2 separate regions of the Homo sapiens genome follow, and region 2 is linked to region 1. The links are chromatin loops, found by intact Hi-C in ENCODE. Cell type or tissue: mammary epithelial cell. All regions are shown on one strand.

Region 1 (8,000 bases):
TTCTTCCACAGATGCTCCTCAACTTACAATGGAGTAACAGCCCAATAAACCCATCGTAAGTTGAAAACATAATAAGTGGAAAATGCATTTAATATACCTAATCTATCAAACATAGTAGCTTAGCTTAGCCTATCTTAAACGTGTTCGTAACACTTCCATTAGCTTCGGGTTGGGCAAAGTCATCTAACACAAATACTATTTTATAATAAAGTGTTTAATATATCACATAATTTGTCAAATGTAGCACACTGTAGAGTATCAGTTGTTACCCTTGTGATCAAGTAGCTCACTGGGAGCTGTGGCTGACTTCTCAGCATAGTGAGAGAATATCGAACCAAATATTGCTAGCCTGGGAACAGATCAAAATAAAAAATTCAAATTACAGTTTCTACTGAACTCACACCATCATAAAGTCAAAAAATTGTAAATCTAATCATTAAAAGTTGGGGACCATTTGCAGTAAGAAACCCCTACATTACCTGTGATACTGATGTTGTTGAATTTTTTTGAATAGCATAAGTAAAAAGAAAGACCATGAAAGGGAGAATGCTGCATATGAATAATGTATAGCTAATTCTGTTTTTAGTCTAATTTTAAACCATTTAGAGCTAGCACATTGATTATATTTGCAAGGCACCATGCCAGGTTTATATATATATTTTTAAAACTCTGGCCCAGGATACATTTTAACTTATTTCCCATCTCCTAGTATCATCCTATTATTCATCAGATATGGAGACAAAAGTGGCTCCATCTTGGATGCTAATCTGCAGTGTTAATTTCTGATCAGCCCTAGTCCCATGAATACCACCTGATTGCTACTTTATTTACTGTCCCTAGTGTAAGAAACTGTGCTCCTGCTTTTAGAGCAAAGCAACCTTGATGTTATCATAAAAATTATAGGTTGTGACACACATAGCATTCTTTCTTGTTTTGGAGAGTTGCCTTTCATTGTCTTGCTGGAATACGTATACATTTTCCCTATAGTAGATAAGCCTTGGGTATGGGGAGTAACAGGTGCAGAGATCTACTTGTCTTGTGGCTATCCAAGGACATTCTTCTGTCTCTAAGTCCCAGAATAAATCCACCAACACCGACAAACTAAATTTGTCTGCCTCCTCTTTGGCTTCTTGGCTCCTTTAGAATTTGGGGGTCACTTTGCTTATATGACTCTTTCATGGAACATCAGATGATAATTATCATCCACGGCTTGAGGCCATTTCTTTCAATTTCTAAAACATTGTATTTGTAGTACATACAAATACTTTAATTCCAGTTCCTTTAATTCCTAGCTTCCTTTAATTCCAGATACATTTATTTCCCAGTCATTGTGGCAAAACTTTAATATATTCACAAATCTCATAATAAAATACCATCCTCATTATTTAAAATATACTAAAATGTGTATTTTCCCCAAATCATTTGTTTTTGCCACTCCTGGAGTTTGTTTGTACTTATGCATGGTGGAATATTTCGTTCTTAGCCAAAAGGAAAAAGGAGTCACCTTGTGACAACGCTGGTCATGGGACAAACATGATCGTCATCTTTGTCCACCTAGTTAATGGTTTCCAACTCAATCATTCATCACCCTTTCATAAATCTAAACCCCACCTTTTGTTATTTTCATGTTAGTTTTTATGTATTTGGTCATAAATCTTAAGTCAGAAAAATTACCTGTTATTTTTTGTTTTTCACTCTAAAGTCAAATCTGCCTTAAATGAAACAGCCGAGACAAATAATGAGGAAGAAAAGGAGAAACTGTTACATTTGAATGGATTGTGCTTCTCCTGCTTCACCCTCTCTTACTGTATTCCATGAAAGTGAACTCAGAAGCAAAAGAGGGGAATGAGAATGTTGACTTGATATTTACCAACTTTGCTCAAAACATATTTATAAGATGCTCATGTATTTCATTGGCTTTCACCGTAAGAAAATATGAAAAGCTGGGAACCACTATGGAGACATGATTAGGAAAGTGAGCCCTCAGCATTAACTACCTGAGCAAGGTACAATTGGCCCAACCATTTATGTTCCCCTTAAGGCACTTGTCACAGTCTGCCTTAAATTACAGTTATAGTTATGCATTTTTCTGTTCTATTTGATAAATTCTCTGAGGGCAGGATGCTGCCTAGTACATAACAAATAGTAATATTTGTAGAATAAATGGAATATTTTAACCACTTTTGCATACTCCCCAAAACAATAAGCTCACCCAGAAGCCTATTCAACAAACACATTGATTGAGTGCTCTAGCATGCACCTACTCTGTGCTATTGGGAATTATTTCAAAAATAAGCTCTTTCCAGGTTTCTCCTTCCTAGTAGCAAGCAGAGTGAATTCGACTGGAACTTAAATTGGAGTAAACTGTTCAGATATGAATTCATATCTCTGCTTTGCATGTTTAGTGTTTGAGAGTACAGCTAGAGTCTATCTTTAGTTAATGGCTCTTAAGGAATTTATTTGCAAGTAATTGCAATATTTATCACATTTTTAGTGTGTCAGAGCTAGGGACACCAAAATTTTCTTTTACCTCTTAAATCTGTTTTTTACATATTTATTACCCAGTGAACTGAGAAAAGGCTTTCAAAGTGCTAATATCTATCCTATCTCTTTGTCTGGTTTTTCCCTTCTGTGTTCATTCACAAGTAATAGTAGTTATCATTTACTCAGACTCTGCTATAAACTGGGTGCTTTATGCACTTGTGTTTAATTTTTTACAGCCTCACAAATTAAAGATTATAATGCTTGTTTTTCAGATGAGAATTAATTTACATAATCTTCATAACCTTTCAAGGTGTATTAGTCAGAGTTCTCCAGAGAAACAGAGCCAACAGGATGGATATATATCTATATATCTATTTTAAATATATGTCAATTAAAAAAATTTCACCAAATTGAGTTTCAAATATCTGATTGGCTTTTATTAGCGATTCATGAACTGGGCAGCATCCAGTCTACAAAGTAGAAAGAAACTCTGATGAGCTAAACAGAGTGGGTGAGTTTTATGGGCAGAAAAAAGAAGAGAAAAGCAGAAATAAAGAACAAATAGAGGGTTGGTCATTTCAAGGTTACTTTTCTTCTACAGATGTAAGCAAAATCTTGTTGGCCTAGTTGGATTCCACTGTTATCTCTCTTCTGATTTCTCACAAGGTCAAATCTTGCAAGTAAATAACGCAAGTTTTGGTTTGGTTATGTGACACTAGTATGAGTGACTCCATTTTGAACCTGCTGTCTGTTTGTTTGTTTGTTTGTTTGCTTTTTGCAGTTTAAGAGAGAGAAAAGAGAGAAAGAGAGAGAAAGGTATTGGCTTATATGGTTGTGGAGGCTTGGCAACTCCAAAATCTTCAGAGTAGGTAGGCGGGCTGCAGGTCTAGGGAAAAGGCTGCAAGTCAATGGCTGTTTGCTGCCAGAATTCCTTCTTGCTTAGGGGAAGTCAGCATTTTTCTACTAAGGTCTTCAGCTGATTGGATGAAAATCATACACATTATTAAGAGTAATCAGCTTTCCTCAAAGTCTACTGATTTCATTGTTAATCTCATCTAAAAAATACCTTCACTGAAACATCTAATGTTTGTCCAAATATCTGGATACCATGACCTAGCCAAGTTGACACATAAAACTTACCATTATACAAGGTAAATATTATGATCCCATGTTACAGATGAACACAGTAAGGCTCACAGATAGTAAGTAATTTAGACAATATAGTGTATTATGAGGTATTTGGACTTTATCAAAGGGACTTTTGTTGTCCAAAGCCCAGGTGTCTTTCACTATGTATGCTGTCTCTCAAATTAATGGTTTTTCATCTGAGCAGAAATACGTTCTCCCAGGGCCAAACTCTTGCTAAAAGAAGCATCCACTTGTCCTAACAGTATTGTATAGGTCTAATTTATCCACCGATATACATTTTGCCAAGGATGATGATCTGATCTAATGAAGTAGGCGCCTGTCATGATAAACATCTCTCTACCCAAGAGGCAGTGACATAAGTAAGGGAGTCATTCTGTCCTTCACAGTCTCTGGAAACTTTTTGATCCTTTCCATTCCTGATACCAACCCTTGAACTTAGGACCCTACTACTTCTTACCTAGAACATATATTACAGCATTTCATGTCTCTAGTTTTCACTTTATATTCCTAAATTCTGCATTTTATCAAGCCACCACCGGGCTCCCCTTCTCCCCTTCTTCCGTGCCTCTCAATTATCCACGGAATAAAGCTGAAGTCGTGCTAAGCATTAAAGATTATTTCCAGATGAGCTTCAACTACCTTTCCGGCCGCCGTTTTCATCTTTCACTAAGAACAATACACTCAGATTAAACTTGTCCCCGACAGGATGCATGGATTCATATGCTGTTTGATTTTTTTTTTTTTTTTTGCCACTTATGCCTTCGTGTTCACCTTTCCTCTTTTTCGCTTCTCAACGAAGTTTCCATGATCAACCCAACCAGCAGCTACTCTCCTTCCCCAGATCACTGAAGAGTGTAGTCGTTAGGTATTACGAGACCTCTATTTATGCACCCTCCTTATCTGTTAGAGAGAGGGCTGGCATCAGTGCCTAAAAAGGAGCCCCAAAGCCAAATGCAATCGGCCCTCTATTACCGGAGGATGCCCTGTATCCCGCACATCCACTCTGCCAGTGCAAGTGTTCAATAAATGCTTAATACATTCATTGATGAATGACCCAGAGAGAAAAACTGCAGTTCGTGGGACAAGGACGAAGTGGCCTCTCAGAGATGCGGGAGTGCTGGCTCTCCTCCACCCTCCCCGCCTTCTCCAAGCCCGGGTTCCCGCCCACCCCTCACTCCTGCTTGAGGACAGGGCAGACATTGCGCATGCCCCGTATCCAAGGCCGCCTCCGGGAGCACCTCCCATGCCGCTCCGCTCCCTCCCGGTGACCGGGCACGCGCGCTCGCTCCCGCAGAGCGTGCCCTGCGTGCGGGTGCCCGCCGAGCCCGCCGGGCGCTGGATCTCCGAGTGCCCCGGCCGGGGCCTGAGGAGCGGGCACAGGGCAAGGCGGCGGACGGCTGCGTCGCCCGAGGCGAGGAGGAGCGCTGGCGGTGAGTGAGGGCGCCGCGGGCGAGCGGGTCGGCGCCTCCGCGCGTGCGCAGCGCGGGACCGCCCGGGCAGGGGCGCGCGCCCTGCGGCCGGCCGGAGGGGCCGAGCGAAGCGAGGAGAGGCCGGGCTGGTGGCCGCAGGTCGGCCTCGGACCCACGGGACCAGAGGATCCCATATCCGTCCCCCGGGCTCGAGAGGCGCTGGCCGCGCGGGCTGGCTTTCCGAGGGGGGGGGGGTCCCAGTGGGGCGCGTCGGGCCCGCGCGGAGGTCCTGGTGCCGGGGGCGGAGGGGCAGGGCCGCCTCAGCCGAAAGACCGCGGGGAGGGGCGCACGAGCCCGCCTGGCCGTGCGGACGCCCGCGGGGTGCGCGACCCCGGAGGTGGCGGAGGTCCAGGCAGGGGGCGCGGTCGGGAAGCCTCGGCGCCTAGCAGGTGGCGGGGGCCGCGCCCCTCTCCCGGGGAGGCGCGCGGTGGGAAGCGGAGCAAACTTCCCCTAAGTAACTTTCCTGAGGCGCTGCCGGCGGGGACTCCGGGGACCGACGCTCCGGGTTTGCGCGGCCTCAGGCGCCGCGGGAACCCAGCGAGTGGCGGCGGGCGATGGCGGGGGCGGCTTCCTCCTGAGGCTGGACTAGTCCTCCGAGTTCTGAGTGGCATTTGTGGCCCGTTTGCTCTAAAAATAGACGTACAAGTTTGGTGTTCGGGAAGAAGGATGTTTGCTCTCTTGGGAAGAAAAGGCTTTTACCTCCTGGCCTTTTCAAAGAAAGTATTGTTCGGGCCTGCTGGGGATCCCTATTTATCAAGCAACCCATTGTCCTGTGTGTGCCTGGTGAAAGCGAGCTAATTCTATTATTAGTCCTCAAAAGACCAAGGGAGATCACGGTGCTTTTTCTTTTTTAAATATTCCCCGCCACCTCGCCAAATCCTGTAATACAGTTTCCCCAAACTTGGCTGCACAGAGGAGTCGCTGGGGAGTTTTAAAACTCTTAAAGCCCAATCGCACACCAGACCAATTAACACAGTGTATTTTTTAAAGATCCCCAGGTGATCGCGCAGCCGAGTTTGGAAACACTGGTTTAATATAAGAAAGTCAAGGCTTTAGTTTCACATAGTAGTAGCATTCAGTTTGTAATTGGTGAGATGAAACTCAAATTCATTTTCCTAGACAGGAACTCACAAAGAGCGGTTTGTTTCCCACCAGGGAGGGAGGGAAGCGTCTCTAACGGTTCAAACTTTGTGAACTATAATGTGACTCTAGCACTCAAAACAATTGTTCTAAGTGTTGTTTTGAATTTCTGTTGAGGTTACTAAGCCCGCTTTCACTGACTCCCTGCCCAGCCAAGGGCTTTCCCCTTCTTTTAACCCTACCTCAGTCCCCTACTCAACCCTCTGCCAGATCCCCTGTTTTAACTTTAACCTGAGGGAGGATCTTCCTCCCCCACAGGTTACTGGCTTTAAAGGGTTACTGCGGGTTCCCATAGCAACGAGTCCTCCAGGGGAAGTGGGCGGGTCCTCTTACCCTTGGGTTTCTGAACAGGACTCTTCCTTTTCGGAAGAATTTTTGAATCACCCTTTTTCATTTCTTGGCCTCAGCAGGTAAGGGTGAGCTTATGCAGTTCCAAGATGTTCTTTCTGAGATACTTACAGATTATTAACGCCGTTGTATGGGATGATAATTACTAGCAGCCATGTTCTTTCTTGATTTCTCATTCTTTCCCAATCCTTGCACTGATAACTTGTTTAACAAACTTCCAAAATGAAGTGGAAACAATGTTTTCTTTTCCTTTTTTAGCATGTTTTCTTGGAGGTGCACATGCCTAAGAATTGTATGCACTATTTCTCTAAAGCCCTAAGTTATATCTTATATTTAAAAATTTAAAAAAAATATAACTCCACATCTGTGCGGAAAAACTTTTGATAATTTGTGGCAAAAATGCCATGCTTAGCTTTTAAGTTGTTTTGTTCCTAGAAAGTACTCTGCCAACATTCTTTACAAAATGTTAAACTGCTTGTAATGTTATACTTTAACAAAGGAAAGGCACAATTAGTCTACACATTCTCCTACTTCCCTGCCCAAACACATGCATCCAAAGATCAATTTGAAAAAATGTTCATTTTTTTTTTTAATGCTCAAAACAGGTATGCTATAGACATCTAATTCCATTTTGCCTTGCAAGGAACTGTTAAAACTCTTCTGAACAAAATAGTACAGAAATAGGTCATTTAACATACTTGTTTTTAATTGTGTTTTTTAAAAAATATTTTAAACTTTGTAAGTTATCAGACTTTAGTCAATTCCAAAATACCTTTAGGATTCCAGTGATTTTTGAGTTTGTGTTGGGAGTTGAAATGGTTTTCTCTTACTAAAATCTATTTTATGTGCTGTTTAAATTTCTGTTAACTGAGCTATCAAGCAAATCCTGTAAGGTGAATTTTTCCCATTTACTGTGAGAAAGGAATACTGGTGGAAACCCCTATCATGTGATGGACCTTGTAGTTCCAGCAGTGATGCTGGGCTGCTAAAATAATAATCTTTCACTTAATCTTCCCTTCTTTCATCACACATTTAAAAATTACCTTTAAGCCTTTTCAATTTAGTATCTCTTTCAGCATAGTTGTCCAGTCTCAAATTCCTTGAAGGTGTGCATTAATGTACATTTATCGACATGTCCTTTGTTTATTCAAATTAAGCAAATACAGTTGAGAATTTGTTGTTGCTTTGTTTCTTTTAAAAAATTAAATAAAAAAATATTTCCTGTTGGGAGACATTTTGGGAATCACTGAAAAAAATTAAGAAAGTAAAAATCACCGTCATATCATCTAAAAAGAAACAACTGGTAATTAGATGATGTGCTTCCATTTTACTCTGTTTGTCTGCATAGACATACTTTTGAACAAAATTGGCCTTTAATTTTATCTGTAGTTTTAAATATTGCACTTTTAT
Region 2 (8,000 bases), 320 kb after region 1:
TTAAGTTTGATATAGCTCCATTTGTCTATTTTTGCTTTTGTTGTCTGTGCTTTTGGTGTCATAAAAGTCACTGCTAAGTACAATGCCGTGAAGATTTTTGCCTATTTTTTTCTAGGAGTTTTATAGTTTTAGGTCTTTAATACATTTTGAGTTAATTTCTATATATGTTGTAAAATAAAAATCCAACTTTGTTCTTTTGCATGTGGATATCCAGTTTTCCCAATACTATTTGTGTTCATTGTACATTAAGTAGTCTCGGTCTGTTTGTCAAAAATACACGGTGGTTTACTTTTTGGCTCTGTATTGTATTCCATTGATCTATTTGTCTTTATGCCAGTACCACACTGCTTTGATTACCATAGCTTCATAATATATTTTGAAATCAGGAAATGTGAGGCCTCCAGCTTTTTTCAAAATTGTTTTGAGTACACAGTATCCCTTCAGATTTTATATGAATTTTAGGAAGAATTTATATATTTCTGTAAAAAATGCTTGTGGGGTTTTGATAAAGATTCATTGTATCTGTAGATTGCTTTGGGTCGTATGAACATCTTAACAGTATTGTTTTCCAACCCATGAACATACTATGACTTTACAATTATTTGTGTCTGTTTTAATTTTTGTCAGCAAGTTTTGTAGTTTTCAGTATGCAAGTCTTTCACTTCCATAGTTTTCTAAATATTTCATTTGTTGTTGTTATTGTAACGGGATTATTTTCTTTATTTCTTTTTAGATTATTTATTGCTAGTGTATAGAAATACAACTCATTTCTATGTACTGATTTTGTATTCTGCAACTTTACTGAATTCATTAGTTCTGACACTTTTTTGAGTGTTTTTACATACAAGACCACATCATCTGCAAACAGAGATAGTTTTACTTCTTCCTTTCCTATTTTTATCATGAGAGGGTGCTAAATTACGTCAAATGTTTTTCTGTATTAATTGTAACGTTCATGTGACTTTTATCCTTCACTTTGTTAATGTCGTGTATTATGTTGGTTGATTTTTGTATGTCGAACCATCTTACATTCCTTAAATAAGTCTTACTGGTCATATGTACAGTCTTTTTAACGGGCTGTTCAATTTGGTTTGCTAATATTTTGTTAAACATCTTTTGTTAAAGATGTTTGCATCAACATTCGTTGGGAGTATTGGTCTCTTGTTGTATTGTGGTGTCTTTGGATTTGACATCAGAGTAATACTAGCCTCATGTAGTTAGCTTGGAAGTATTTTCTCATTTTAAACCTTTGGAAGAGTTTCGGGAGGACTGGTGTTAGTGATTCTTTAAATGTTTAATGGAATTATTCAGTGAAGCCATCTGATCCTGAGCATTTCTTTGTTGGGAAGTTCTGATTACTGATCCAATACCCTTACTAATGATAGGTCTCTTCAGATTTTTCTATTTCTTTGTGATTTAGTCTTTGGTAGGCAGTGTATTTCTAAGAATTTATGCATTTCTTTTAGGTTATCCAATGTGTCAGCACATACTTGTCCATAGTGTTCTCTTTTAATTTTTTATTTCTGTGGTATTAGCCATAATGTTCCCTGTTTTATTTCTCTTTTAGTAATTTGAGTCTTCTCAAATTTATTAAGTTGTTTAAAATTTTAAAGTCACAGCATTCTATTTTAAACTGGTAATAACAATTTCAAGTTCATATTAAAACTCTATTCTTTTGCAGGTCTCCTCTTCACTTTACGTTATTGATCTCACAACCTACATCTTGATATATTGTTTAGTCATTGGCATATATATAGTATTTTAAAAATGTTTTTGTCATTTAAATTATATGCATCAAATTTACAATAAAATAGGTTAGTATATTTGTTCATGTATTTACCTTTACTAAAGAACCTTATATTTTCTAAGCCTTTGTATTACTATCTATGGTTCTTTCATTCTAAGTTGAAGGTTTTCCTTTAGCATTTCTTCTAGAGCATGTTTAGTGGTAATGAACTCTCTCAGCTTTCATTTATCTGAATACATCTTAATTTCTTCTTCATTTTTAGAGGACACTTTTGCCGGACACAATATTCTTGGTAGACAGTTTTTGTTTTTTTTTTTTCTTTTAGGGCTTTGAATATATTCTCCCACTCCTTTTAGCCTACAAAATTTCTGCTGAATAATACGTTGATAATGTTATGGAAACTCCATTCTACATAACAAGTACCTTTACTGTTACTGCTTTTGAAATTCTTTCTTTGTTTTTTATTTTAGATAATTTGATTATAATATGCCTCAGTGTGGTTCCCTTTGGATTTATCCTATATGGAGCCCTTTGAACTTCTTCAATCACTATACCAATTTCTTTCCTCAGATTTGGGAAGTTTACAACCATTATTTCTTCAAATAAGTTGTATGCCCCTTAATCTCTCTTTTCTTTCTGGATTTTCCATAATACACATATTGGTTGCTTAATAGAGACCCATAAATCTCTTAGACGTTTTTTCACTTTTCTTTATTATTTTTATATATACTTTTTGCTCCGCTGACTCAATGATTTTAAATGAAGTTTCTTCAATATGCCTGATTCTTTCTTCTGCCTAATCAAGTCTGCTTTTGAATGCTACAAATACATTTTCAGTTCAGTTGTTGTATTTTTCAGCTTAGAATTTCTGTTAATTTTTTTCATAGTTTCCATCTCCGTGGATATTTTTATCCCATTTTTCTAATTTTGTTTACTTTGTGTAAATAAAATTTTGCTTAATTTTGTTTACATTTGTGTTCTCTTTTACTCATTAAGCATTTTTATGACAGCAGTTTTAAATGCTTTGTAAAGCAGTTCATAGATCTGCATTTCTTTAGGGTCAATTTCTGTCTTTTGATTGCGCCACGTTTTATTTACTTTATAAAACATGGGCCATGTTTTTCTGCTTTGTTGTTGATTAATTCTTCCCCTGACCTGTATACTGGCTTTGCACAGACGAGGGGTTTCACCAGTCAGCCTGGCTGGGAGTTCTAGACCCTCTCAAATGGTTTCAAATCTTTTCATCCCCCTTGTGTCTCCCTTTGGAACTGCACCTCTAGCATGCTGTGTACCCTGATTTCAGCTACTTCCAAATTCTGGCACCTGATGCCTCAGTGCTCTGAGTCAAGCCAGATAGAAACCAGTCCCCCAGGCTGCTCCTGGGCAAGACAATACATGGTCCACCCTTTTGTTTGCATTTGGAAAGAGGAGCCCTGTAAGATAGGTTTCCTCCCACTTGGTTTATGGTATGCTGCATAAGAGAAGAGGAATCAATAGGTATGCCAAATGCCCTGATTTTTACTACAGATTTCTCTGGAATTTCATCTTGATTCTATATGGCCTGGGTGCTGCAGCCTCCTACCTGGTCTCTAGAGTTTTCAGAGGTATTTTGGTACATATATTGTCATTAACTTGGTGTCTCTGTGGGGGAAGAAGGGCCAGTAGCTTCCTAGTCTGCCATCTTGCAGACTTGTCTGGATGCTCTTTTATGCAATATTTTTAGAAATCAAAGTAAATGCACAGAATTCATTATAGAATTTCAAAATTTTAACTAAAGGTAAGATCAGAGTGTATATTATATTTTTAAAGTAAAGTTCTTAGAGACCACTGACTTGTTACAGGTAATACATCTTTAATGCAAGGAAGAAAAGTTATGTGTGATTTAGTATGTTGTCACTAGTTCAGGCTCATAGGCTAAGATGGTTGCAACCACTTCAAGGAATAGATGGAATCACCTTATGGAAAACAGATTTTCCATTAGGCTAAGATGCAGAATTTTTAAAAAAGTGGAAGGAAAACAATGTGTTTTCAGATTTTTTTTTAAAGTTGGAGGAAAATAATGAAATACGAGAGGTACATTTTGTCTTATTTAATATGATCAGACAGCTTATGGTCAACAGATAAGCAAAAATGAAGGAAAACTTCGGATGGAAAAGTTAGAGGGCCAAAGTGTGTGTTACATAATGCATTCTTGCTAAGGCAAGTTAAAGAGGATATTTTTGATCCTCGTACCTTAATACTCAAAGGAGAAATGCAAATTTTGAAACAAAAGATATATTATCTGTTGTAAAATGCATCTTCCATTTTGCAAGTCCGTTTGGAAAAAGGTAGTAACTGAAAATTTAAACAGCAAAATTTTAAGTCTTATTAAAAATTTGTCTTTGAATTGTCCCTAAATTGGTAGATAAGTCTGAATTTTCTATACTCAATCCTGTCCAGCCTCTAGACTTCTAGATCTCCTCTCTCTGGCTCATATTTCTCTGTGTACACCTGCTCACATTTATCTTTGCTCAAGTCTACCCTCAGGAAGATTTCACATTTGTTAAGAATGTAAGCCAGTGCTCTCTCCTGCCTAGGCTCTTGCATTTAGATATTATTTCGCTGCAAGAGTAAAACAGCCTATTTACCTGTCAAAGGGATTTCAGACCTCATAGAGGAGATTGTAACTGCTAGTGGAGTGCAGTTGGGAGATGTCACACTTTCAATTTTGCTTCTGCAAAGGCTGCTCTTCGTAACATTGATCATGCAAAAAGAGCTACTGATGAGATAATCTTTCAAAAGTATATGAGATCGAAATGATGTTTTATATTGAGTTGAACCATCTTTATAGAGAAAAAACTTGATATGTCTGTACCATTTTTTGACATTTGTTTTCTAAACAGTCTGAGGATAATCAGCAACAAGTATTTTCCAAGAACCCTCAGACAGTTTGGTAGGATTAGAGACATGCCAAACTGACAGCCTCTTAGAATTAATGGTTCTACCTGGAGTAAGAATGCCACCTCAAAAATATTTTATGAACATATCCACTTATTTTTTTAGTTAAAACATTCTTATGAGCTTGTAATGTGTGCCAGGCATTGTTCCTGAAACTTGCTTTAGAGAAGATAACAGATAAAAATTCTTGTCGTCTTGGAGTTTACATTCTTCGAATTAGAAGGGGAGACATAGAGAAGACAATAAACATAATACTTAAATCTTATTGTGTATTACAAGATGGAAAGTTCCAAGGAAATCAAAGTAGGGCAGGGTCAGGGGTATTGAGAGTTAGGAGGGTGGTGCGAGTAGACTGCACTCTTAAATTGGTGCTCCTTTGCATAGCAATTCTTAAATACCCCTTTCTTTGCCTTCTGTAGGAGTCTACAAAGTATTTTTTTCTTCTGCAAAGATCCAGAATATAAATATTTTAAACTTTGTGGGCCATATAGAGTCTCTGTCACATTTTTTTTTGTTTGTTTTATATAAACTTTTAAGATATATATATATCTTTAAGATATCTTTAAGATATATATATCTTTAAGAGATATATAAAGTATTCTGAGCTCCTGGGCTATAAAAGAACTAAGAACAGACTGCATTTTGATTTTGATCATGGGCAGGAGTTTGCCAACCTTTGTCCCGGAAGACATCAAACTGACAAGGTTTGCCATGGAAAAGGGAAAAAGGTTGTTCTAATGACTTGATAAAGCCTCTATGATTAGAGTAGATATGTAGAGAAACAAGAGTCCCAAGAATGACTCCACATATCCTGAGTACCTTTAACTTGGCCAGTAAGAGCACACTTATAATATCCATTATTTTTAAGACATAGTTTCAGCAATACAAACCCATTTTTGACATTGAATGTGCTACCATATTTCTGTTAATCACCGATAGAAATAAGGGGCTGGCTTGAAGTAGCCATGTCTAGAGTAAAGCCCTTCCTGAAACGTGCTGGTTGAGAACATTTGACTGTGTTTTCTGGATTAGCAAATGGATATTGCCTTCAATTAGGCAACACACACAGTAACATGTGATATACTGAAGCATTTTTATGGGCAATCACTGGCTTATAACTGTGACATTTTTGGCATCTTGACAAAGGTGGCTTTAGGTTCTTTATATCTGAGGTTGCCAACTTAGTCGACTTGGGAGGCAAGCCCTTATTGGTTTCCAGGTTTGTCTTCTAAGTCAGTCTTTAGAGAAAGCCCAGATCTGCCACCTTGTCAAGGTGTGGGTAGGATCTGGCTGTGTCTGTAGTATGAGATGCTTATAAACATGAGACAAGACTAAGAGAACCAAACATGAGTGATGGAAAAGCACTGCCTGATTTGATGCTTGTCTTTGTCTCTAAACTCAGCTTCCTACTTGCCCACCGAACTCTGCAATCACCTCCACCATATCTGTTGCCAGCATATCCTAACCTTATTTCTTAGCACCTTTGCCCTTGCTATCTCCTCTGTCCTCAGCATGTTCTTCTTTCAGATAATCAAATGCCATGTTCCATCAACCCTCCATTCCTCTACTCAGATGCCACCTTTACAGAGAGCCCCCCATCCGTGGTCACTCTCTCTCAAGTGGCCTGGTTTTATTTTCTTCATAGCTCTGTGGCATGTGCATTTGGTGAATGAATACTTTTCTGTCTGTCCTCCCTAGCATCTAAGCGCCATGAGAGCAGGAATCATGTGCCCCCATGGTCCAGGAGAGTGCCAGACACAGAGCTGATAGTCAGGAAATGTTTGCTGAACAAGCAAAGGGAAACAGGAAGAAGATGAAAACACAGATGCACACTGGATACAAATGAGTTCCCCTAGATAACGCCGTCACCTGGGATATCACAGAGGACCACATGCAGCTGTGGTTCAAACTGTAGAGAACATAAGAGACTCCTGAAAAGAACAGAGCTTGGTGTGTTGACTTCTAAAAGCTGTTTTATCGGCATGTATCAATTAGAAATCTTGCTTAGCTAGCAATTGATTTTCCTAGCAATGATGATTAAGTAGCACAAGATGTAAAAATGCTCTCTGCGTCATCAAAGAAAATTAGATTCTGTTAAACACAGAACGTTTGTTAGATGTATTTCCTAATTATTTGAAAATCTGTGAGTCTCTATTAATCAGGCAACGTGATTAACTAGGAGAGCTTGTTCCCTGGCCTCGCAAGGCAACACTGGGTTTGCTGTAATGTGACTGCTTAAAGCCAGCAAGTCTGTAAAAATGTCCAGGAGGAAGCAGGAGGCAAATATATTTTAACTATTCATGAGTTGATGTAAAAGCCAATTGTAGGGAAAATTGATACAGAAAAAAAAAACCCAAAAAACAGTCAGACTGATTCTTGGTGTTTCACACTACTAGTAATATCCAGTACAAAGCTATGAAATTACAGATAATGAAGGCTTAGCAATCTGCTATTACCTATCACCTCTAGCTGAGTTTTATTCCTTCTTCCAGTAAATTAACAGAGAAGATTCTTCAACAGAGCCTTACTTGGGAAGAATAGGGTTTGGAGGAAGAGAGTGAACAGATTGACATTGCTCCTGGCTGTCCAGAAATAACCAAATGGAACATCTTGCACCTTGTGTGGCAAGCCAATCAATATCTTTTTTATTTCAAAGTCATAAAAATTTGAATATGGAAACTGTACTGTGAGAACTGGACCAGCAGGGGACATACAAATAAATAAATAGCAGATATCAAAGTTCAAATGGCCATGGCAATTTCCTCACTGTTTTTGTTTTTTGTTGACCTGAAATTGCAGCATACGCCTAATAAGTCTTTGATATGAAGTGATGTATCACTGTATGAAGAAAGAATTCATAATGACTCTAAGTCGCTGTAGCAGCTTCTTTTGTAAGTGGGGTAAAGAGAACATTTGAGAGGTAATGAGTTTTAGGCCCAATGCACTTGGGGTGGAGAAAGTTAATAACCACAGGGAAGAAGACATTAGTAAAAGAAGCCACTCTTATTCAGAATAGTAGAGAGGGTTTTAGCTCAGAACGTCCAGAGTGGGAAAAGAAAAATAAAGGGGCAGGGCAGAAAGCAACACAGTCCATTTACCTTATAATAGAAACATAAAACTCATTAAAAAAAGAAGGAAAGAAAGAAAGTGCATCTTGGTTTCTGTCCATCAGGTAAGAAGCTTGGAAGCTGTCACTCCATCCTAACAAGTAAAAAACTGGAAACTGAAAATCAACAACTCTTCTTAGCTATCGGAGAATTGAGGTCACAGGACAAACTGCTGCCCTAAAAATTGAAGAAACAGACAGGCAGATACA

What was found. A loop is a pair of places that touch in the nucleus more often than their neighbours do. Peaks named below come from ENCODE experiments on the same cell type or tissue, not always from the same donor. Only the 100,000 strongest peaks of a DNase experiment are listed, where the experiment ranks them.
Region 2: it touches region 1 in a loop (3-fold over the local background); 2 of 110 quality-filtered maps call a loop at or near these places.

The regions. Positions count from the first base shown.
Region 1 is chr20:11,885,892-11,893,891 of GRCh38, forward strand. It overlaps a transcript of BTBD3 not described here. Among named protein-coding and RNA genes, the nearest start is that of LINC00687, 19 kb to the left of the region's middle. RefSeq lists a silencer at 4,852-5,051. In mammary epithelial cell, no CTCF peak of the experiment used is centred here; DNase peaks (open chromatin) are centred at 4,910, 5,790 and 6,540; H3K4me3 peaks cover 2,788 bases; H3K27ac peaks cover 2,679 bases.
Region 2 is chr20:12,205,027-12,213,026 of GRCh38, forward strand. No RefSeq gene overlaps it. Among named protein-coding and RNA genes, the nearest start is that of BTBD3-AS1, 290 kb to the left of the region's middle. In mammary epithelial cell, a CTCF peak has its summit at 3,010; no DNase peak of the experiment used is centred here; H3K27me3 peaks cover 197 bases.